Regions from separate parts of the Homo sapiens genome. Here regions 1 and 2 are each linked to region 3. A link is an interaction called in ENCODE POLR2A ChIA-PET data of the cell type or tissue named here. Cell type or tissue: GM12878. All regions are shown on one strand. Region 1 overlaps RSBN1 (round spermatid basic protein 1). Region 2 overlaps PTPN22 (protein tyrosine phosphatase non-receptor type 22). Region 3 overlaps PHTF1 (putative homeodomain transcription factor 1).

Region 1 (8,000 bases), 51 kb after region 3:
ATCATGGATTGACAAGCCCAAGATGGAATGGCATCTTTTGTTTACTAATTGGAAAATATACCTAGCAGGAAACTTTCAGGATTAAATACCAGGTAGAGTCCTGACGAACCTTCAAGTTTGGTCTAGTATTTACTGCATAGAATTTACCCACCAAACAATCGTTTTTTCTAACATAATTGAAGTAATTTGGAGTTAAGACAAATATTCCAATTAATCCTATTTTTACATCTAGAAAAACAAGTTCAACAAATTTTAGAGTTAAGAATTTACTTGGTACAATATGTAAATATATGACAGTTCCAATACTCCATATAAAATCACTTCAAGTCAATTAGCTACTACAAGGGTTACGAAACCTTCTAAAGAAAATACTTAAAAAAGCAAGTCAAAGACTTTACTAATGCCAAATAATATTTCCTTCTAAGAACAATAAAATGAAAACCGTTTATTTGCAAATATCACTTGTAATTAAACTGTAATAAGATAGCAAAATTTACATTTAATCAGAATACTGTTAACCTGGCAAGAGAAAAAGTCATCTTTTATTCTATATACAACTAAATATTTGAGATATTTGAGAATTAAACACTTAGTAATAGTCATTTATTTGGTAAGAAGTATACTTCTTACCAAATAAAATTCATCTAAATACTTTCCCCAATATCAAATCAGTAATTTAGGCAATTCTCCCAAGCAACTAAATGTTAATGCCATTCAATATAAAGGTTAGACCAATTTAAAAATAGTCATCTAATTACTCTCTTCTATTAATGTTTTAGCAATTTCACAGGAAAACAAGAAAAGAAAATATCTCCAAATAGATCTTGTTATTTTAAGCTTCGGAAGAGGTATTTGGTATGCAGAAAATGAATTGTGACCTAGATCTGCCACTGAAATTAGCACCAAGAAAGAACTGCGTTGATTGTAACACATTTTCTGTATTACTATCAACTTTCCAGTGGTATTTCTAACTTGGTCAAGTCTCTGTGGGTTTCACTTATACGAGTTTCACAAAATTCACTTATATGAAAACCATTCAATTAGTCCAACATGGCCCATCTCAAAAAAAAACAACAAAAAAAACAAAAAAAGAGAAAACCACTGTATAAAGAAAAGAATCTTACATTGTAATCTCATAAATCAACATGATAAAAATTTTAAATATGAAGTAAATTTCAATCTATCTTCTCACTAATCCTGTTTTTCAATTTTTTTTTTTTTTGAGACAGAGTCTCTCTCTGTTGCCCAGGATGGAGTGCAGTGGCGTGATCTCTGCTCACTCCAGCCTCCACCTCCCAGGTTCCAGAGAGTCTCCTGCCTCTCGGCCTTCTGAGTAGCTGGGATCACAGGCATGTACCACCACACCCGGCTAATTTTTTGTATTTTTAGTAGAGACAGGGTTTCACCATGTTGGCCAGGCTGGTCTCAAACTCCTGACCTCAAGTGATCCACCCACCTCAGCCTCCCAAAGTGCTGGGATTACAAGCGTGAGCCACGACGCCCGGCCTCAGCTTTTGACTTTTATCTAACTTAGGGTAAGATACAGAAAGCTTGACTTTTTTTACAGAGAAATTTAAGACTACCCATTTCATACTGGCTAACAAATCTCCATGAGTAAACAAAATTTATTATTGAATTACCGTGGTGGCAACTAATTGAGAATGGCATATGTATAAACAAGTTATCAAAGGTTATTATCAAACACTGGCCACTGTTGCTTTATGAGAAAAATAACAATTGCCCTGCCTTGAATTTAAAACGTTATTTGAAAGTCAGTGTCCAAAGTCTTCTTCACAACTTTTCTATTTCTGGTTTTAGCTTTCCAACAGAGAATCTATTCAGCACATTTTTAGTATTTCCCCATAGTGCAAAAGCTAAAATTTATTGACTACAGTTCTTTACAGAAAAAGAGCCAACCTACACTATACCTGTGATTAAGAAAAACTTTCACCTATCCAACTGTGTGATTACATATAAAGAGAAATACATAATTCTACAGAGGAAGATACATTCACTTAAGAAACAAATTGCTGGCTGTCTTTAAAAAGGTAACTATTAATACATGACGTTATTAATAAGATCCTCATATGTGCTAATACTACCAATATTATCAATTAATGTCATCTGATTTCACACAATTGAAAGTTTTCATTAATGCAAAAAAACAGCTTTCTATATTATTAAGTTCTTTTTTTTTTTTTGATAGGGTTTTACTCTCATCCAGGCTGGAGGGCAGTGGCGCAATCTCGGCTCACTGCAACCTCTGCCTCCCAAGTTCAAGTGATTCTCCCACCTCAGCCTCCCAAGTAGCTGGGACTGCAGGTGCACATCACCATGCCCAGCTAATTCTTGTATTTTTTGGTAGAGACAGGGTTTCACTATGTTGGCCAGGCTGGTCTCAAACTCCTGACCTCAAGTGATCTATCCGCCTCGGCCTCCCAAAGTGCTGGGATTACAGGCATAAGCCACCATGCCCGGCCTACAAAACTTAAGGTCTTAACAGCAATTCTTATACTCTAATTATGGCTTAGAAGTCGGAAAAAAAAAAAAAAGGTAGTATCTTCAGTTCGTAAAAATCACAGTAGATGAACAAAAGCAAAACAAGTGTAATTGCTTACATCTTATTATTCATGATTTTTTAAAGGACTAAAGTTGTTTCCTGAAAATAAATTATTTTCAGTCTTCTTGAGAGTTCTTCCAGTTCTATATAAATACCTGACTAAAAAGGAAAAACAAAAAACTACTCATTTTGAAAGCCAAACATTTGTGAATCATTGTATGTTTTTAACACTGCCTTACTTTACCCACCATCTCTCTATATTATGGTGTTTTAAGAGCGCTGTCTAGGTTTAAATCCCTGTTCTATAACTTTCTAGTATACTTTCTAGAAGTATACTTTCTAGAACTTTTTTTTCCCTAAGCCTTTACTTTTTTTTTTTTAGAGCAGTTTCAGGTTCCTAGAACTATAACCACACCTGGCTCCCACAAATGCATAGTCTGTCTCCCTGATTATCATCACCCCCAGCCAGAGTGGAATACTTGTTACAACTGATAAGTCTACATTGATGCATCATTATTCGCCTGCCCGCAGTCCATGGTTTACATTCAGGTTCACTCTTGTTGTACATTCTGAGGGTTTGGATAAATGTATGACATGTATCCACCATTAATTAAGTTGCATAAAGAGTAGTTTCACTGTCCTATAAAATGCTCTGTGCTCTGCCTATTCATGCAACCCTCTCTAAAACCCCTAGCAACCACTGATCTTTTAACTTTCTTGATAGTTTTGCCTTTTCCAGAGTGTCATATAATTGGAATCATAAAATGTGCAGCCTTTTCAGGATGGCTTCTTCCACTTGGTAATATGCATTTAAGGTTCCTCCATGTCTTTTTATGGCTTGATAGCTCATTTCTTTTTAGCACTGAATAATATTCTACTGTCTGGATGTACCACAGTTTATCCATTTACCTACTGAAGGACATTTTGATTGCTTCCAAGTTTTGGTAACTATGAATAAACCTATTATGAACACCTATCTACAGGTTTTTGTGTGGACACAAATTTTCAGCTCCTCGGGGTAAATATCAAAGAGTATGACTGCTGGATCGTATAGTATGTTTAGTTTTGTTAAGAAACTGCCAAACTGTCTTCCAAAGTGGCTGTATCATTTTGTATTCCCAACAATAATGAATGAGATAGCATATCTTTTTGCAAGTTAATTCTTTGCACTGCTTCTCATTGGTAAAACCGGAGGAAAGAACAGTATCTCATTATAAAATTAGTGTGCAGAGTAAATGAAAAACGCATGTGAAGTACTTATAATAGTCCTAGAACATAATAAATACTCAATACATCATAACTACTATTATTGCCAAAAACAGTTGAATTCTAGAGGCAGTAGAGTGTACTATTTAAGATAAGAACAGGTGCTGTACTGTTAGATAGACCTAAGTCAATGTCCCAGCTCTATTGTTTACTAAGGTCTCTGGGTAAGCTCATAAATCTCTTTAAATCTAAATTTTCTCATCTTAAAATGTTATAATAGGCCAGGTACAGTGCCTCATGCCTGTAATCCCAGCACTTTGGGAGACTGAGGCAGGAAGACTGCTAGAGTCCAGGAATTCAAGACCAGCCTGAGCAACACAGCAGGACCCCATTTTTACAAAAAAAAAAAAAAAAAAAAAGTTAGCTGGGCTTGGCGGTGCATGCCTGTAGTCCTAGCTGCAGGAGTGAGCTAGGCTTAGCTACAGGCTGAGGTGGGAGGATCGCTTGAGCCCAGGAGTTCGAGGTTACAGTGAGCTATAATCACTTCACTACACTCCAGCCTGGGCAACCCCGTCTCAGAAAAAAAAAAAAGTTATTAATTCTAGAGTCTATCTCACAGAGTTATTTTAAGAATTAAATGAGACAATGACTATAAGGCCCTCATCACAATATGTGACACACAATAAGTCTCTTATCATCTTGATTATCAAGAGAAACACATAAGAAAGATCTCTGAAAGAGGAAAGAAAACGTATTTGCCAAATGTCTAATAGGGACCATATATGTTATTTTATTTTAATCCTCAAACCAATGAAGTACGGAGAAAGAAACAGCCTGAAACAAGATATGTAATTTATATTAGGTCACAAAGCTAGTACACAACAGCCAAGATTCAAACTTCTCACCTATCTGACTCCAAAACAAATTCTTCTAACATACTGCACCCTACACTCTCTTCCTTTCCGCCTCCACTATCAGACATCTCCCTGCAACACTCCCATTAGATGATCAACTAAGATTATCTGGTTACAATTAATGGACCTGAGGTAGCTTGGAATAAAGGGAGTATTACTTCAACAAATATCTTACTTAGTGCCATTTCAAAAGTTTTCGTGCCCTTAAAGGTGTTTTTGCCTCTCTCAGGGTGAGCAGGGAAAAATATTAGTCCCTACAGTTGTTGTTCTGATAAATAAGATTGTTTATTTCAATTCCCTTATAATCCCAATAATTCTCCATTGCTAACATCAAAAAGAAGTGTTTCTGGACTTAAAATCCCTGCTTTTTGACATGAGAGAAAATTTCCATTAAACATCTGGCTCAGGAACACTTACACTCGGTGATAGCAGTTAGGCAACTGGTCAAGAGTAAAAAAAAAAAAAAAAATGAGATAAGAAAGATGACTCACAAGAGCATACATATGAGCAATCCGGTCATGTAATGACATTGGAGAAGACAGCCTATGGGGGCTGTCCTTCCTTTCTTTCCTTTTTAACAACATATTAAAATCATGAATTTACTAAGAATAATTAAAAAGAAGCATTACTTCTTTTCATGGATTTTTAAGGAAGTATGTTTGTCCTATTTTTTTTTTTGAAACGGAGTCTGACTCTGTCGACCAGGCTGGAATGCAAGTGGCGCAATCTCAGCTCAGTGCAACCTCCGCCTTCCAGGTTCAAGTGATTCTCCTGCCTCAGCCTCCCAAGTAGCCCAGCTAATTTTTTGTATTTTTCGTAGAGACAGGGTTTCACCATGTTGACTAGGCTGGTGTCAAACTCCCGACCTCGTGATTTGCCCACCTTGGTCTGGGAATACAGGCATGAGCCACCGCGCCCGGCCTGTCCTATGTTTTTATGAGCAATAAGAGGGAGAGAAAAAAATTAAGATTTCAAAACACATAGGTAACCTCCAGTTTAGTTACACTCAAGCTTATTCCCTATAAGAAATAAAAACAGCATTTAAATATCTCTGTTAAATAATCAACCCCAGTGTGCATAGCAGAAAGAGAGGTCAACTGGGCCATGAGGGAAAAAAATTGAGTTCTGTATTCAGCTCTATCACCAACTAAAAAATTTTAAGCATTTCACTTCATCTCTCTGAAAATCACTTCTTTCTGTTTTAAAGATGAACAAGTTTACCCTAGCATTTACAGATTAAATTTTTGTTTCAACTGTTTATGAACAACTCCAAATGTCTGAGATTGTAATAATTTGTAATTAGTCTCCACATGAATTCAGATTAAATACTGTTGAACTGCTGTGCAGGAAGGAACATGTCTCTTAAGTGAACTCAAGGGTGGCAAACTTCTCTAAAGAGCCGAACAGCAGGCTTTGCAGGTCTTATGGTCTCTGTCTCAATTACTGTATTCTGCTACTGTAGTGCAAAAACTACCATAGACAATATATATGAATGAACAGAGCTATATTCCAATAAAGCTTTATTTCTGGACACAGTTTAAATTTCGTATGATTTCCATGCGCTACAAGGTCGTTCCAACTATTTTAAATTGTAAAAACCATTGTTAGGCCAGGCACAGTGGCTCATGCCTGTAATCCCAGCACTTGTGGGAGGCACATCACCTGAGGTCAGGAGTTTGAGACCAGTCTGGCCAACATGGTGAAACCCCATCTCTACTAAAAATACAAAATTAGCTGGGTGTGGTGGTGGGCGCCTGTAATCCCAGCTACTCAGGAGGCTGAGGCATAAGATTCCCATGAACCCAGGAGGTGGAGGTTGCACTGAGCTGAGATCACACCACTGCACTCCAGCCTGGCACAGAGCGAGACTCTGTCTCAAAAAAAAAAAAAAAATCATTGTTACATTACAGGTTGTACTGATTTTTGAAAAAAGTGCAAAAGCAATTCAATGGAAGATTAATCTTTTCAACAAAAGGTGCTAGAGCAACTGGATATCCTTAGGCAAGAAGAAAAAAAATGGCGACCTAAACCTCACACCTGTACAAAATTAACTCAAATGGATGACAGATTAAAATACAAAAGTTAAAATTATAAAACTTTTAGAAGAAAACAAAGGAGAAAATCTTTGGGATCTAGGACTTGGTATGTTAGATATGATGCCAAAAACATGATCCATTAAAGAAAAAAAAAAACTTAGTAAATTGGATATCAACAAAATTTAAAATTTTTGCTCTGTGAAGTATCCCACTGAGAAGGTAGAAAGGACCAGGCACAGTGGCTCCTGTCTGTAATCCCAACACTTTGGTAGGCCAAGGCGGGAGGATCACTTAAGCCCAGGAGTTTGAGACCAGCCTGGACAACACAGAGAGACCCTGCCTCTATCAAAAAAAAAAAAAAAAAAAAAAACATTAGCCAGGTGTGGTGGTGCACACGTGTGGTCTCAGCTACTCAGGAGGTTGAGGTGGGAGGATCACTTGAGCCCCAGAGGTTGAGGCTAGAGTGAGCCATGATCACATCACTGTGCTGCAGCCTGGGTAACTGAGTGAGACCCTCCCCAAAAAAACAAAAACAAACAGGCTGGGCGTGGTGGCTCATGCCTGTAATCCCAGCACTTTGGGAGACCAAGGCGGGCGGATCACCTGAGGTCAGGAGTTCAAGACCAGCCTGACCAATATGGCGAAACCCCGTCTCTACTGAAAAACACAAAAATTAGCCGGGCATGGTGGCAGATGCCTGTAATCACAGCTACTCGGGAGGCTGACATAGGAGAATCGCCTGAACCCAAGAGGTGGAGGTTGCAGTGAGCCAGGATCGTGCTACTACACTCCAGCCTGGGTGACAAAGTGAGAATCCATCTCAAAAAAAAAAAAAAACAACCAAAATAAAAACAAGCAAACAAACAAAAAGGATGGAAAGACAAGCAACAGATTGGGAGAAAATATGTGCAAACCATACAAAGAAGCTGCACCTGTGATCTACAAAAAATTATCAAAACCCAGTAATAAAAAATATACAATTCAAGGGCCGGGCGCAGTGGCTCACGCCTGAAATCCCAGCACTTTGGGAGGCTGAGGCGGGTGGATCACCTGAGGTCAGGAGTTCGAGAACAGCCTGGCCAACACAGTGAAACCCCGTCTCTACTAAAAATATAAAAAAGTAGCTGGGTGTGGTGGCAGGCACCTGTAATCCCAGCGATTCGGGAGGCTGAGGCAGGAGAATCGCTTGAACCCGGGAGGCAGAGGTTGCAGTGAGCCGAGATTGCACCATTGCTCTCCAGCCTGGGCAACAAGAGTGAAATTCTGTCTCAAAAAAAAAAATTA
Region 2 (8,000 bases), 70 kb after region 3:
CTCTTAACTTAGGCGTGGCAGAGATTGCTCCCCATCCACCAATATCTTCTTTGCTTCTTCCTCAAATAGAATTGTGTGTAGGCAATTTTGTCTGTCTGCCCAGCAATATTACATTTCCCAGTCTCTTTTGCAATTTAGTTATAGCACATGTCTAAGTTCTCTTCAAGGGAATATGAGCTGATATGATCTGGCCATTTCCAGGCCAGTGCCTTTGAAGACCAGAAGAGTAAGAAGAGGAGGCCACACCTCCACTTTTTCCTCTTTTCTTGCCACCTACAGTCTGCATGTGGCGGCAACCTAATTTTGATTGTGTAAGTAAGGACAATACCATTAAGTGGCAGTTCTCAAAGTGTGATTCAGGGACTCCTGGAGGCCTCACACTCTTTCAAGGGGATTGGTTAATAATAATTTTTAGTAGTAATAGCCTACCACTAATTGCTATTCTTACAAAAAATTATACCTGATACTACTTTAAATAGTACATAAATATGTATCACATAGGACAATAGAATGCTTAGAAGAATATAAAATTATTGTTTTAAGTTTATAGCTTATACTTAGGAGCAATTGGGTAAGCAAACCTTAAAACCGTCAGAATTGTGCTTCATTTCCTACTATTGAATTAGTTATATAAGATTAAATAGTGGCAACTGCTGTTCTTTTTATCATACTTCTATGTTTTTTATAAATTTGCTTTAGATATGAACCAGAATATCACAGCATCTCAATTTCTCCATTTGGATAGTCATATTTATTTACTACATGCCAACACAATAATTTGGTTACCTAGCTTTATTTTCCACATATACTAGATAATTTAGTTCTGTGTGAGATGTTAAGAGGTAGTTAAGGTTAAAAATAAAAAGATAAATTGCATGGAAAAGAATATAAACATAAGGACCTATACATGCAACCTAAAATCATATTTAAAGTTGAATCAGTTATACTGTAAATGAGTAATTTAGGTAATTTTTTTAACTCTTCAGTAAAATAACACACATACCAAAATTCAGAAATGAGCTGGAGTTATTTGACTGAACAGATTCTGCAGGCTTGTTTGGTGGGCAAGAATTACAGATACCTAGAATCAAAAGAAAAAAATATAAGGGAAAGACTAAAGACAGACTCAGATGACTGTTGATCAGATCACATATAATTGTTAAGAGTAATTAATAATCCCAAATAAACATATCACTGTCAAATGTTAACAAAATGTAGGTGCTTACAAATGGGTTGACACTATAATATTCTCATTTGTATTTTTGGTTTTTTTCTTAAAAGGTTTCTTTTCTTTGCAAACAGATTGTATAGTAAAGCCCAACACTAAAGAAAATTGCTAAGGAAATAAGATCCAATATATCATGAATCAGCATTTTTTTGTTTTTTTTTTTGAAATTCACATTTTGGCTTTGGACTTCATATTACTTTTTCCTCTGGCCACTCTTAGTACATTTTTACATCATTTCTTCTCCACAATAATTCATCCATGACAAGTCTTTTATTTGTATTATATAATCCTCTACCCTGGAATCTCTTTTTTTATTCCACTTTCCAGCCTGATTTTTTTCTAATTATAAGTGATTCTAATTTAGGCCCATAACCGGGCACGGTGACTCACGCCTGTAATCCCAGTACTTTGGGAGGCTGAGGCAGGCAGATAACTTGAGGCCAGGAGTACGAGACCAGCCTGTCCAACATGGTGAAACCCCGTCTCTACTAAAAATACAAAAAAAAATTAGCGAGGCATGGTGTTGCAAATCTCTAATCCCAGCTACTTGGGAGGCTGAGGCACAAAAATTGATCCAACCTGGGAGGCAGAGGGATGAGGTGAGCCCAGATTGCGCCACTGCACTCCATCCAGACTGGGTGACAGAGCAAGACCCTGTCTCAAAAAAACATAATAATTATTATTATTTAGGCCAATAATCTCCCAAAAGCATTGTTATGCTGCTTTGTTTTGCTATTTTAGTTACTTATAGGTATAAGTTAACTTATAAGTTACTCATAGGTCATATATGTACATTGATATATTCATGTATCAGTTTCTGCAGTTTTGAAAACAGTCCCTTAAAAACTTTGTCCACATTTTGCACATTCTCTGTCTTGGCAATGGAAAAAGATAATTTCAGGTTTGTATAAACTTTCTAACAAATTGCATATAAATGGGAAGATATTAAGTGTTTTTGTGTTGTTTTCAACATTTTCAGAATGCACTGTGTGAACTGCATATGCATATTAGGTATGCATATTTGCACATGCATACGTAATACTAGGATTCTAGAAACACCTTCCTTTTCGAGGAGGTACCTGAGTATGAATCACTAGACTACATACTGAATTTCAATCAGATCTAATTAAGATACATATTTATTTTGTACTTACTATATTACTATAGTAAGTATAATTATTATACTTAATATATTAAAATACTTAATATAAAGTATAAGTATAAAATACTATTCATATTTAAATACTTACTATGTGCTAAGCATTGCTGTAGGCACTGAAGATAGAGACATTAATAGAAAGTAGTAAAGGTGAGGAAGTTCAGGAGATATCAGTAATCTGTATACTGCATAGGAGCTGAAAGTTATATACATCCTTCAGAAAGAAAACAAAATTGTCTCAAAGGAGAATATTGTTTTTTTTACAAAGGAGGCACAGATTCCACACATATATATCAGAGGAAACTGCTATTTTGTTATTTTGGCTCATCATGGATTTTTTTGTTTTGTTTTGTTTTGTTTGTTTGTTTTGGGGTTTTTTTTGAGACAGTCTCACTCTGTCGCCCAGGCTGGAGTGCAATGGCACAATCTCGGCTCACCACAACCACCGCCTCCCAGGTTCAAGCGATTCTCCTGCCTCAGCCTCCCGAGGACCTGGGACTACAGGTGCATGCCAACACGCCTGGGTAAATTTTTTGTATTTTTAGTAGAGATGGGGTTTCACCATGTTGGCCAGGCTGGTCTCAAACTCCTGACCTCGTGATCTGCCTGCCTTGGCCTCCCAAAGCGCTGGGAATACAGGCATGAGCCACTGCACCTGGCCTATCATGGATATATTTATGCTGCCTGCCTAAACTTCATTCCCTCTTCTGATAATAGAACTTGAATTTTCCTTTAGGAAACTACCCCTCCCCAGTTTTCAGTTCCCGTGCTTCCATTAGAGCTGATTGTACCTTTAGATTAAGGAAATGACCTATAACTAGGGCTGATTTTCAGTTGGTATATTGGCATGGTCACACCAGATGTATAGGTCTGACCTCATTCCTGATTGGACAGTGTCCACATGTAATAAGTGTTAAATATTAGGGCATGACACTATCCTGCCTAATCAGAACATTGACTATAATTGGTTCAGGGATGGGCAAATGAACCAAGTCAAGACAATCAGACCCAGTTGGCACTAGTCATCACAGTGTGGCTTGAAAACCAATAAAGAGTTATTTTTTTTCCATCATAAGCCTGAACTCACATGATAAAAACCTGCCTATGAATGAGTTAACACAGAGTGAGACTAACCTGAGAGACATGAAATGAGAATTTAGGTTCTGATTACATCATTTGGACCATTGTTACAAGCCAGTAAATTCCCCTTTTCTGCTGAAGTCAGCTTAAGTTAGGTTTTCTGTCACTTGTAACTAAAGGATTTCTGAGCAATTAAAGTTTCCCACCAACAGTTGACAGCTTCCACTCTTGTCACTCTATAATTCATTCTGTATGTAGCAGCCAGTGTGATCGTTTTATACTTTTCTGTGAAGCATGTTTAAAAATAAATAGGAAACAGAGCATGTAACATCTCTGCCTAAAACCCTTTTATGGATTCCCATTACACTTAGAATAAACTAAACTACTTACCATGCATGACCCATAAAAATCTAACTGCTCCTCCCTGATCTTTCCAGCTTCGCCTTACTCCTGTCTCCTCTTTACTTACTACCCTGCATCTAAGATGGCTTCCCTTTGAGTTTCTACAATACACCAAAATCTCCTACCTCAGAGATTTTGTTCCCTCTATCTGAAATACTCTTCTCTGGACCCTTTGGCTGGCTGGCTGCTCCTTCATGTTTTGGGTTCAGTTGTCACTTCCTTAAAAAGGGTTTCTTGGGCCGGGCACAGTGGCTCACAGCTGTAATCCCAGCACTTTGGGAGGCCGAGGTGGGTGGATCATAAGGTCAGGAGATCAAGACCATCCTGGCCAACACGGTGAAACCTTGTCTCTACTAAAAATACAAAAATTAGCTGGGCATAGTGGTGTGCGCCTGTCATCCCAGCACTTGGGAGGCTGAGGCAGGAGAATCACTTGAACCTGGGAGGGGGAGGTTGCAGTGAGCCGAGATCGCATCATTTCACTCCAGCCTGGGCGACAGAGCTAGACTCCGTCTCAAAAAAAGCGGGGGCTTTCTTGGACTACTCATTCTAAAGTGGATCCCCTTTGTTATCCTCTCATAGTTACCCTTTTGTTTTCCTTCATAGCATTTATCATGTGTTATTAAGTATATATTTGTGAATATGGTCAACCAAATTTTGTTTAATGTTGTTTGTTTAATGTTGGAACCCCTCACCAAACTTACATTCCACAAAGGCAGAGCCCATATCTGTTCTGTTCACCATCATATACCAAGTGCCTTACAGAATGCCTGGAACATAGTAGACACTCAACAAATATTCATTGAATGAATGAATGAATGACACTAGGCTTAGATACTAGCTTAAAATAACAGAAGAAGAATCCTAATTTCATTAAAAGTAGGACCAGCTTTACAGACCAGTGGGAGATCCAGGCTACAGGGAGAACACATGGAATTCCAGAATCATGAACCATCTGGAAGGGGCTGAGGACACATATGAAGTACAGTCTAAAGCTTCAGGATCAATTTTGGGAGCCAGATGTTCTTCATTTAACGGCAAAAGACCAGAGGATCAAGGTAACTGAAAAATACAGCACAGCCCAGATCCAGAGAATGAACTGGGAGCTCTTACTTAGAAATAAGACTCAATCTCTGAAAGTTCCACTATACCTTCAAAGCTGTGCCAACCTAAATCTACCTGAAGTTTCTGTTTCTTTATTTGATATTCTAGGCAGAGTTAGAGCTAGAGAAAGAAAACTGTTTTCTGAGTTAGGTGGATCAAACCAATCTTTGGTTAACCATTTAAGTCACTCATTTCTTTGCACTTGGCTGTTTTATTTCCCCTGTTTCCTACCATAATTTCCATTTGAAATGTTTAAATTCTCTTTTGACTCTTTTTAGGAGAAAAGGTATGTTTTCCAACTATACTTCAGCCATCATGAGTTGGTGTCAGAGATCAGCTATAATGGCAGTGATAGCAAACTAGCTCAAGAACCTGGAGCTTTTGGGTAGGGAGATAGAATGAAAACCCAAAAGGAAACCTTCTTTCTTAGACTATACCTACATCAGATTTTCTCAGTGCTTTTTGTCTCTCCCTATAGTACCAGTTTAATGTCAAATAACTGCTCTTTCACTGATTAACCAAATGTATCAAAAATTTTTTTAAGATTGTCACCATGGTTCTTTTTTTTTTTTTGAGACGGAGTCTCGCTCTGTTGCCCAGACTGGAGTGCAGTGGCGCAATCTTGGCTCACCGCAACCTCCGCATCCCGAGTTCAAGCAATCCTCCTGCCCCAGCCTTCCGAGTAGCTGGGACTACAGGTGCATGCCACCACACCCGGCTAATTTTTGTATTTTTAGTAGAGACGGGGTTACACTATGTTAGCCAGGCTGGTCTCAAACTGCTGACCTTGTGATCCACCTGCCTCGGCCTCCCAAAGTGCTGGGATTATAGGCATGAGCCACCACACCCGGCCATCACCATGGTTTTTATATTTTTTATTTGTAAATAAGATTTCTAAGATAATTTTCCACAGTTTCAGGACTCAATGGATTTTATTTTCATTACAACGTAGCAAAAATAGTAAGCAACAGACTTTTATTGCTAATAATACTTAGTAAAAATGGAAATGTGTCAATGCTTTGCTTATTTCATGAAGTCAACACATTTGTTCACAATATGCTTTGCTGTGACTATTTTCAAAGAAAATACATCTGAGGTTAGACTGCTGGAAATTTTAAATAATCCAATTGTATGACAGCATCTTAGGATGGGTAGAAAGTACCAAACATTGGCCGGGTGCAGTGGCTTATGCCTGTAATCCCAGCACTTTGGGAGGCCAAGGCAGGAGGATCACTTGAGCCCAGGAGTTCGAGACCAACCTGGGCAATATGGTGAAACCCCATCTCTGCTATTAAAATAAATTTTAAAAATAAATTTAAAATTTTTTTAATGCCATTGTACTAATTATTATTCTTGTGTATTAAACAGAAGACTTCTCATCGCCTACTCCCTGCCCAATATTAGTATTGTGAAGCCTAGCAAAAAAAAAAAAAAAAAAAAAAGGAGGCCTATGGGTGATTGTTCTGATTCATAGGACCCTATGGAGGCTCTGTTTAGGAATAATATTGTTAATCTTTTCACAATATTGGTTGGTTATATAAATAAAAATTACAAAATTGAGAAAACGATATTTTTAAACATAAGTACCAACTTACTCTTTTTCATGTTTCGCAAAATTTTCAAACTCTACAAAAGAAAGGAAAAATGTTAGTTTTTTTTCCTGTGAAACTTGAAATACTTTAATCAAATAGAAATATAGACTTAAGTGAAAAGAATTTAATTTCCTTAAAAATAGCCATGAAAATGTACAAAGTTGTTTTTCCATCTTGCCATTTTTAATTCAGTGCAAAACCTCTACTTGATTTTATCTTGCTATTTATATCACCCATGCAAGTATCACACTACATATTTTGAAATAATAGTATCAGAGGCTGAGCACAGTGGCTCACACCTGTAATCCCGGCACTTTGAGAGGCCAAGGCAGGAGGATTGTTTGAGCTCAGGAGTTCAGGACCATCTTAGGCAACATAGCAAGACCCCTGTCCCTACAAAAAGTAAAAAAAATATTAGCTGAATGTGGTAGCAGCTACTAGGGAGGCTGAGGCGGGAGGTCTGCTTGATCCCAGGAGTTCAAGGCTACAGTGAGCTCTGATCCCACCACTGCATTCCAGCCTGGGCGACAGAGTGAGAACATGTCTTTTAAAAAAGATTAATAAATGTTGTTGTTGTTGTTGTTGTTGTTGTTGAGATGGAGTCTCGCTGTGTCGCCCAGGCTAGAGTGCAGTGGCGTGATCTCAGCTCACTGCAACCTCTGCCTCCCGGGTTCAAGCGATCCTTCTGCCTCAGCCTCCTGAGTAGCTGGGACTACAGGCACCTGCTACCATGCCTGGCTAATTTTTTGTATTTTTAGTAGAGACAGGGTTTCACCATATTGGCCAGGCTGGTCTCAAACTCCTGACCTTGTGACCTACCTGCCTTGGCCTTCCAAAGTGCTGGGATTACAGGCGTGAGCCACCGTGGCCAGCCAATAAATTTTTTTTTAATTATGCTATCAGAATATTGACGGGGAGCAGTGGAGTGCTGGCAAGGTGGCTCATGCCTGTAATTCCAGCACTTTGGGAGGCTCAAGTGGGAGGTTCCCTTGAGGCCAGGGAGTTCAAGACCAGACTGGGCAACATGGTGAGACCCCATCCCTACCAAAAATTTTAAAAAGCCAGGCATGGTGGTGCAGACCTGTGTTCCCAGCCACTCGAAAGGCTGATGCAGGAGGATCACTTGAGTCCAGGAGGTCAAGGCTGCAGTCAGCCATATTTATGCCACTGCACTCTAGCATGGGCAACAGAGCAAGACCCTGTCTAAAAAAGAAAGAAAGAGAAAGAGAGAGACAGAGGAAGGGAAGTGAAGGGAGAAGGGGAAGGGAAGGGAAGGGAAGGGAAGGGAAGGGAAGGGAAGGGAAGGGACTCAGAGGGGTAGAGGGGATGAAATTCCCACTTCCCTCCTTTATTAGGACCATTTCAGAATCCACAATGGCTTCTGAATATATCCATGATACACAGCCATTTCCATTCTAGCCAAGAATTTTTGCCA
Region 3 (8,000 bases):
TTTATTAATTTCTTCTTCTCCATGTATTTCCTTTTTCTGGAACATCTATTAGTTGGATATTACATTTCCTGCATGAATTGCACTCACTTTGCTATTTTCTTTTTTGTTGTTCATTTTTATACTACTTTTCTGGGAAATGGTCTCAAATTTATCTTCTAACTTTTCCACTGAATTTATTTTAATTTTTATTTATTTATGTGTTTATTTTTGAGACAGGGTCCCACTCTGTCACCCAGGCTGGAGTGCAGTGGTGCAATCACGGCTCACTGCAGCTTCGACTTCCCAGGCTCAGATGATCTCCCACCTCGGCCTCCTAAGTAGCTGGGACTACAGGCATGCAACGCCAAGCCCAGCTAATTTTTTTGTATTTTTTGTAAAGACAGGGTATCACCATGTTGCCCAAGCTAATCTTGAACTCCTGGGCTCAAGCGATCAGCCTCGGCCTCCCAAAGTGCTGAGATTACAGGCGTGAGCCACTGTACCCAGCCACCCCTGAATTTATTCTGATTATTTTTATTTTCTAGTCTTCTCACTTTCTAATCTATAGTCTATTTTTTAAGCATTCTTAATTTTTAAATTGACAGATAATATTCTATGTATTCAGTGTGTACAACATATTCTGAAGTGGATATACACTGTAGAATGACTAAATTAATATATACATTACCTCACATGGTTATTATTTGTGTGGTGAGAACACTTAATATCCACTCTCTTAGCATTTTTCAAGAATACAACATACTAACTATAGTCACCAATGTTATACAATAGATGTCCTGAAGATATCTCAGTCTTTTTATAGTATCCAGTTCTTTAAAGGTAGTAATTATATCTTTAAAAACACTGTTTTTATGATTCCTGCATTGCTTCTTTTCTCTTTTCTTCTTTTTCTTTAGGTCTTAAATATTTGATGATCTTTAATTATCCATTTATAATTAACAGTCACTAACACACTGAATGCAAGCTCAGTGTGCAATGCGTGAAGCATTTTGAATAGTGGACCTCACTATAGAGGCGTGGCCAGTCATTTCACTTTTCAGTATCCTTAGGTTCTCTTTGGTTACTCAGTTTTGACGAAAAGAAATTCCAGTCTTCTGTTTGCAGATTATAAATCTGACGACCAGACTTTCACTTAATCCCCATTATTAGTGCAGCATCTCACCAGACTCTGATTTGTTTCTGGTCTTCCAGAATCCAGAACTTCTCTGGCTCAGCCTCTCCAGAGAGCAAGCTTCAACCCGGTCTTCTGTCAGAGGAAGATAAGGGTAACTATGTGGCTACATGGAATAAGGAAGATCTGGGGGTAGATCTATTATCCCTTATACACATGTTCAAACAATCCTGTCTTTAGTTCTTTCTCACTCCTACAGATTATACCTGATACATCTAATTCCTGAGTCTTTCAGAAGTTAATTACAGGGGTTTTACTTGTTTCCTATTGGCTTTCCCTATTGCAGGCACTTAAGAGTTTTACTTCTTTCATTTTCCAACCTTCGAAATTGTATTGATAGCTCTCATTTACTGTAGTCTCTTCTTCCATTCTTTAAGTCCTTGCAGGCTGCCATGATTTTTTCTTATCTGTTGTACTTTTAAAGAGGTTTCAGGAGAGATTAGTGCATGTATTTGAACTACCATTTTTTGGGTTTTGTTTTGTTTTTGTTTTTTTTTCAGGACAGGGTCTTGCTCTGTCACCCCGTCTAGAGTGCAGTGGCACAATCATAGCACACCACAGCCTCAAACTCCTGGGCTCAGGCGATCCCCCCCAACCAGCTTCCCCAGTATCTGGGACTACAGGCACATGCCCACCACACCCAGCTAATTTTTTTATCTTTTTGTAGAGCTATGTTGCCCAGGCTGGTCCCAAACTCCCGGCCTCGAGCAAAAACCTCGGCTTCCCAGAGTGCTGGGATTATAGGCGTGAGCGACCACGCATGGCCTCAAACTGTCATCTTTAATGAGGAGTGTCAGTGTCATCTATCATATGGCCACCATCCTGCTTAAATAAAACATTATAAATACAGCTGAAGTAGTCTCTGTGCTTCTGATTAGCCTTTTTTATTCTCTAAATACAAAACCATGCTATCTTCAAACAGTGATTTTTGTTCACTCTAATATTAATTTTTAAAAATAAAACACACAAAAAAGAAAAGATAATATTAATTAATATTAATTAGAATGTTTTGCTCATCTTAGCAAATGTATCTCAAACAGTATGCTAAAGAGTAGTAAAAGGGGCCAGGCGTGGTGGCTCACGCCTGTAATCCCAGCACTTTGGGAGGCCAAGGCAGGCAGATCATGAAATCAAGAGATCGAGCCATCCTGGCCAACATGGTGAAACCCCACCTCTACCAAAAATACAAAAATTAGCTGGGCATGGTGGCGTGCGCCTGTAATCCCAGCCACTCGGGAGGCTGAGGCAGGAGAATCACTTGAACCTGGGAGGCGGAAGTTGCTGTGAGCACTGCACTCCAGCCTGGGCAACAGAGCAGGACTCTGTCTCCAAAAAAAAAAAAAAAAGATTAGTAAAAGGGGAGATTCTTATTTTAGGCTTATTTTGGAGGACTAAGTTACACTCCATCACTGAAAATAATATTAGACATTAGATTTAATATATTCTCTCAATTAAAAAATTTTAGGGCTGGGTGTGGTGGCTTACATCTGTAATCCCAGCACTTTGGGAGGCCAGGGAGGGAGAACTGCTTAAGCCCAGGAGTTCAAGACCAGCCTAGGCAATGTGGTGAGACCTTGTCTCTACAAAATATAAAATATTTTTTAAAAATTTAGAAAACAATTTTAATTGTGAATATGTATACATTTACATTTTTGGTGTACTATATTATGATTTTTCCTACTTTTACTATTGGTATAATTTTTAAAGTAGCTTTATTGAGGTATAATTTACATACTATTAAACTAAACTATTTTTACAGATTTAGTAAATAATTTAGATTTTTAGTAAATTTGTAGAGTTGTGCAATCATTATCACACTCAAGTTTTAGAACATTTCCATCACCTCAAAAAGTTCCTTTCTGCCTGTTTGCAGGAAAGCCCTGTTCCCCTCAATCCATAGGCAACTTTTGATCTGTTTTCTATTTCTATAGATTTCTAGAAATTTCATATAAACAATCACACAATATGTTGTACTTAGCATGACATTTTTTATGTTCATCCATGATGCAGTATGTATTAACAGTTTTTATTGCTGAATTGTATTTCATTGTATGACTATAACACATTTGTTTATACCAATTGATTCACCAGTTGATGGACACGTGGGTTTTTCCTACTTCTGGCTATTAAGAATAGTGCTGCTATGAACATTTGCATGTATTTATGTTTTCACTTCTCTTGGATAGAAAATGTTAAATATAGTAGATACCCTAAATATAGGTAGATACCCTAGGAGTGGAAATGTTGGGTCATGTGAGAAGTACATATTTAACATTTTTAAAACCACCAAACTATTTTCCATTTTCCATGCCCAACAGCAGTGTAGAAGAGTAGAAGAGTTGTAGTTCCTCCATCACCTTGCCAACATTTGGTATTGTCAATCTTTTTAATTTTGTTCTAACAGATGTATTATAAATGTAGTAATGTAAATCTTCCAACACTATTCTTTTTAAATTTGTTTTGAATATTCTACATCCTTTGTATTACATACATATATTTGAGAATTAGCTCATCAATCTCTACCAAAAACAAACTTCTGCTGGAATTTTGAAGGGATTACATTGAATATATAGATACATTTGGAGAAAACTGACATTTTAACAATATTGAATCTTCCAGATCATGAACATGAAATGCTATTCCATTTATTTAGACCTTCTTTAATTTCTCTAAGCAATGTTTTATAGTTTTCCATGTATGAATCTTACACTTTTTATGTCATTCCTAAGTGTTTTATTCTTTGTTGCTATTATAAAATTGTTTTCTTAATTTTATTTTTGAATTATTCATTGTTGGTATATAGAAATACAACTGATTTTTGTGTACTGATCTTGTATTTGAAGACCTTGCCACATTCATTTGTTACTGTAATTTTTTTTTTTTTTTTTTTTTTTTTTTTTTTTGAGACGGAGTCTCGTTCTGTCGTCCAGGCTGGAGTGCAGTGGCGCGATCTTGGCTCACTGCAAGCTCTGCCTCCCCGGGTTCACGCCATTCTCCTGTCTCAGCCTCCCCAGTAGCCTGCAACCACGCCTGGCTAATTTTTGTATTTTTAGTAGAGATGGGGTTTCACCATGTTAGCCAGGATGGTCTCGATCTCCTGACCTCGTGATCCACCCGCCTTGGCCTCCCAAAGTGCTGGGATTACAGGCGTGAGCCACTGCGCCCAGCCTACTGTCATTTTTTATATATATTCTTAGGATTTTCTAAATATGGGATTATGCTGTCATGAGTAAAGGCAGTTTTCATATTCCTTTCCATCTCAATGCCTTTCATCTCTTTTCCTTTGCTTATTACATTGGCTGGGACTCCCAGTACAATGTTAAATAAAAATAGTAAGAGCAGATATCCCTGCTTTGTTCCTGATTTTAGGGGAAAACATTCAGTCTTAACCACTAAGTGTGAAGTTTGTTGCAGGCTTTTCCTAGACAACCTTTACTATGTTGAAGAAGTTCCCCTAAGAACCTAGTTTATTATTAATAGGCATTGAATTTTGTTAAATGCTCTTTCTGTATTTACTGAGAAGATCATATGATTGTCCTTTATCCTATTAATATGGCATATTACATTACTTTGTTTTCAAATTAATGCATTCCCAGGATAACTCCCACTTGGTCATAGTAGATAAGCCATTTTATGTGTTGTAGAATTGGTTTTGTTAATATCTTGTTAAAGATTTTCACACATACATTCATAACGAATGTTCTTATGATGTCTTTGTCTGGTTTAGGTTTCAGGGTAATACTAGTCTCATAGAATGAGCTGAGAAGTATATTTCCTTCTCTATTTTCTGAAAAAGTTTGTGTAGAATTAGTGTATTTGTTCTTGACCTAATTAACTGCTACTCATGCTTCAGATCTCATTTTAATCAATTCCTTAGCAAAAGCTTATCTGACCTTCTTAATTAGGTTCTTCTTTTTTTTTTTTTATTTTTGAGACGGAGTCTCGCTTTTGTTGCCCAGGCTGGAGTGCAATGCATGATCTCAGCTCACTGCAACCTCTGCCTCCCACACTCAAACGATTCTCCTGCCTCAGCCCCCTGAGTAGGTGGGACTACAGGTGCGTGTCACCATGCCCAGCTAATTTTTGTATTTTTAGCAGAGAAGGGGTTTCACCATGTTGCCCAGGCTAGTCTTGAACTCCTGAGCTCATGCAATCTGCCTGCCTCGGCCTCCCTGCTAGGATTACAGGCATCAGCCACCGTGCCCAGCCTTTTTTTTTTTTTTAAAGGCAGGGTCTCTGTCATCTTGACCTCCAGGCTTAAGCAATCCTCTCACCTCAGTCTCCTGAGTAGCTGGGACCACAGGCAGATGCCATCATGGCCAGCTAACTTATTTTTTGTAGAGACAGAGTCTCCCTATGTTGCCCGGGCTAGTGTCAAATCCCTGGCCTCAAACGATCCTCCCACTTTGGCCTCCCAAAGTGCTAGGATTACAGGCATGAGCCACCATGCCCAGCAACTAGGCTCATTTATTTCCCTTATTATAAGTATAGTAGCTTGTAAACAGACCTCTTCTCAGTATTTGCCACTAAGTAATTTGCATTTATTAGAAGGATTCTTTTTATTATTCTCAACCACTTTGTCATAAATTCCATGAAAATAAAAATATTGAATATGGCTGGGCAGAGCGTCTCATGCCTATAATCTCGGCACTTTGAGAGGACAAGGTGGAAGCACTGCTTGAGCTCAGGAATTCGAGACCAGCCTGGACAACATGGCAAGACCTTGTCTCTACAAAAAATTTAAAAATTATCCAAACCTGTTGGTGCATGCCTGTGGTCCCAGTTACTCAGGAGGCTAAGGTGGGAGAATCACTTGAGCCCAGGAGATTGAGGCTGCAGTGAGCTGTGTTCATGCCACTGCACTCCAACTTGGGCAACAGGGCCAGACCCTGTCTCAAAAAAAAAAAAAATGATTGAATGTTTTTACTTACCATTATGTAGGCATAGCTAGTGTCTGCCACATTGTAGGTAAGCAGTCAACAAATATTTGTTAAATAAATACGTAATGGATGCTTTCATTTTATTTTTGGTATTTCTTTCCCTGTTTTACTTTGGTTGATTACATTTTCTTTCTCTAGATTCTTCAATATTAATATGATTCATTGTAAACCTTCCTAGTCAAACTAGACATTTTTTGTTAATATAGACATTGAGAATAATAAGTACTACTCTGGAAATATTCCATAGATTTTATTATAATGTCTATATTTTTATTTCTATCTTTCAAAAACACAGATATGATGTGACTCCTCTACTCAAAAACCATTAAAACCTTTCAATTTTCTACAGAATAGTATCTAAAGTTCTTAGTAAAGCAGTCAAGTAACCTTCAAATAGATTTATGGCCTATCACTCTATCTATGTACCTTATTCTCCAATCATATTGGGCTACTTACTTGCTCTTCCTCTAAACAAGTCTTATACTTCTGTTTGTTAATATTTTTCTCTTGTGCTCAGCACCCAACAAAATGCCTTAAACATTGTAGTTCAATAAATGCTTATTGAAGAGTTCATACCATTTTTCATGACCCAAGTTAAGATTTTTAAAATTTATCTTTCATAATTCTGAATTATACTTTTAAATATATAATTTTAAATTATATAACAGTACTGTGATATGATGTTAATATTTTTATTTTAAAATTTTTTTTGCTTATTTGTTCTTTTATTTTTTGTTTTTATTTTTTGTTTTCAAAAAATTGTATTTGTGTTCATGTATTTTTAAATTTAGCATTAATTTTTTTGTATGCTATACTTTGGTCATTTTTTAAGACTTAAGCATATTAAAAAGATATCTGGGCTTTTCTCCCATCACTATCAGACTGTGAAACCCATGAAGGCAACAATCACATCTATCTTTTTCACTGTATTCTCAGCACCTAGTACAAGAGTGGCACATTAGCTGAGTAATTTTTTTTTCAGCTTTCTACTATCACACTGAAAGCTCAGTAAATGTTTATAGTTATTTTACATTTCATTCTTCCCACCGCCGCTAAATTTAAAAGCATACATTAAGGCGTGGTTAGGTAGATTACCCTATGAGAGAACGAGTAAAAAATATGCATGATGGATAGGGTTCAATTAACTATAGCAACAGACAGAGTTCCTAGTATGAATCAAGATGTTCTAAGAGTAGGAAACAAACACACTTCCTACCCTTAGGCCTATGAACACACATAGGTTAACAAATAACTTTGATATCATGCACTAAAAGGAAGGTATGTATTAAATGACATGGAAAAGAGTGAAGGAAATCAGGCAGGGCGCGGTGGCTCATGCCTCATGCCTATAATCCCAGCACTTTGGGAGGCTGAGGCAGGTGGATCACGAGGTCAGGAGATCGAGACCATCCTGGCTAACATGGTGAAACCCCGTCTCTACTAAAAAAAAAAAGTACAAAAAATTAGCTGGGCATGGTGGCGGGCCCCTGTAGTCCCAACTACTCGGGAGGCTGAGGCAGGAGAATGGTGTGAACCCAGGAGGCGGAGCTGGCAGTGAGCCGAGATCGCTCCACTGCACTCCAACCAGGGTGACAGAGCGAGACTCTGTCTCAAAAAAAAAAAAAAAAAGGGTGAAGGAAATCTTTAAATTGGCTAGGGGAAGAAGGTTAGATAACAAGGCTAGAGATCACAAAACAAGATCAAACTCCACTTCTATGCTGTTTCCATTACACCATACTTACTATCAGTGATGTTTAGCAGCTCACAAAAAAATAACAGGACAGGCTTTAGAGAATCACAAAATAAAATCTGGAGACTTATTCATCCTAACCCCATCTCCCACTAATATAAATAATCAAGGACTATACCAAATTGTGAAAAGTTAGTCG

Evidence for each region. Peaks named below come from ENCODE experiments on the same cell type or tissue, not always from the same donor. Only the 100,000 strongest peaks of a DNase experiment are listed, where the experiment ranks them.
Region 1: POLR2A ChIA-PET joins it to region 3 with 6 read pairs; 28 of 35 experiments call an interaction of 5 or more read pairs at or near these places.
Region 2: POLR2A ChIA-PET joins it to region 3 with 5 read pairs; 27 of 35 experiments call an interaction of 5 or more read pairs at or near these places.

What each region holds. Positions count from the first base shown.
Region 1 is chr1:113,799,776-113,807,775 of GRCh38, forward strand. All of the region lies in intron 1 of RSBN1 (round spermatid basic protein 1), which reads right to left. Among named protein-coding and RNA genes, the nearest start is that of RSBN1, 8.7 kb to the right of the region's middle. RefSeq lists an enhancer at 5,012-5,306. In GM12878, no CTCF peak of the experiment used is centred here; no DNase peak of the experiment used is centred here; H3K4me3 peaks cover 605 bases.
Region 2 is chr1:113,818,574-113,826,573 of GRCh38, forward strand. It overlaps PTPN22 (protein tyrosine phosphatase non-receptor type 22), which reads right to left. Exons shown (of 21, transcript NM_015967.8): 19 at 6,569-6,599; 20 at 1,004-1,081. All of the region lies in intron 3 of AP4B1-AS1 (AP4B1 antisense RNA 1), which reads left to right. Among named protein-coding and RNA genes, the nearest start is that of AP4B1-AS1, 10 kb to the left of the region's middle. In GM12878, no CTCF peak of the experiment used is centred here; no DNase peak of the experiment used is centred here.
Region 3 is chr1:113,748,344-113,756,343 of GRCh38, forward strand. The region is part of intron 3 of PHTF1 (putative homeodomain transcription factor 1); the gene reads right to left. Among named protein-coding and RNA genes, the nearest start is that of PHTF1, 7.1 kb to the right of the region's middle. RefSeq lists silencers at 1,084-1,378, 4,117-4,318, 5,147-5,196. In GM12878, no CTCF peak of the experiment used is centred here; no DNase peak of the experiment used is centred here; H3K4me3 peaks cover 146 bases; H3K27ac peaks cover 387 bases.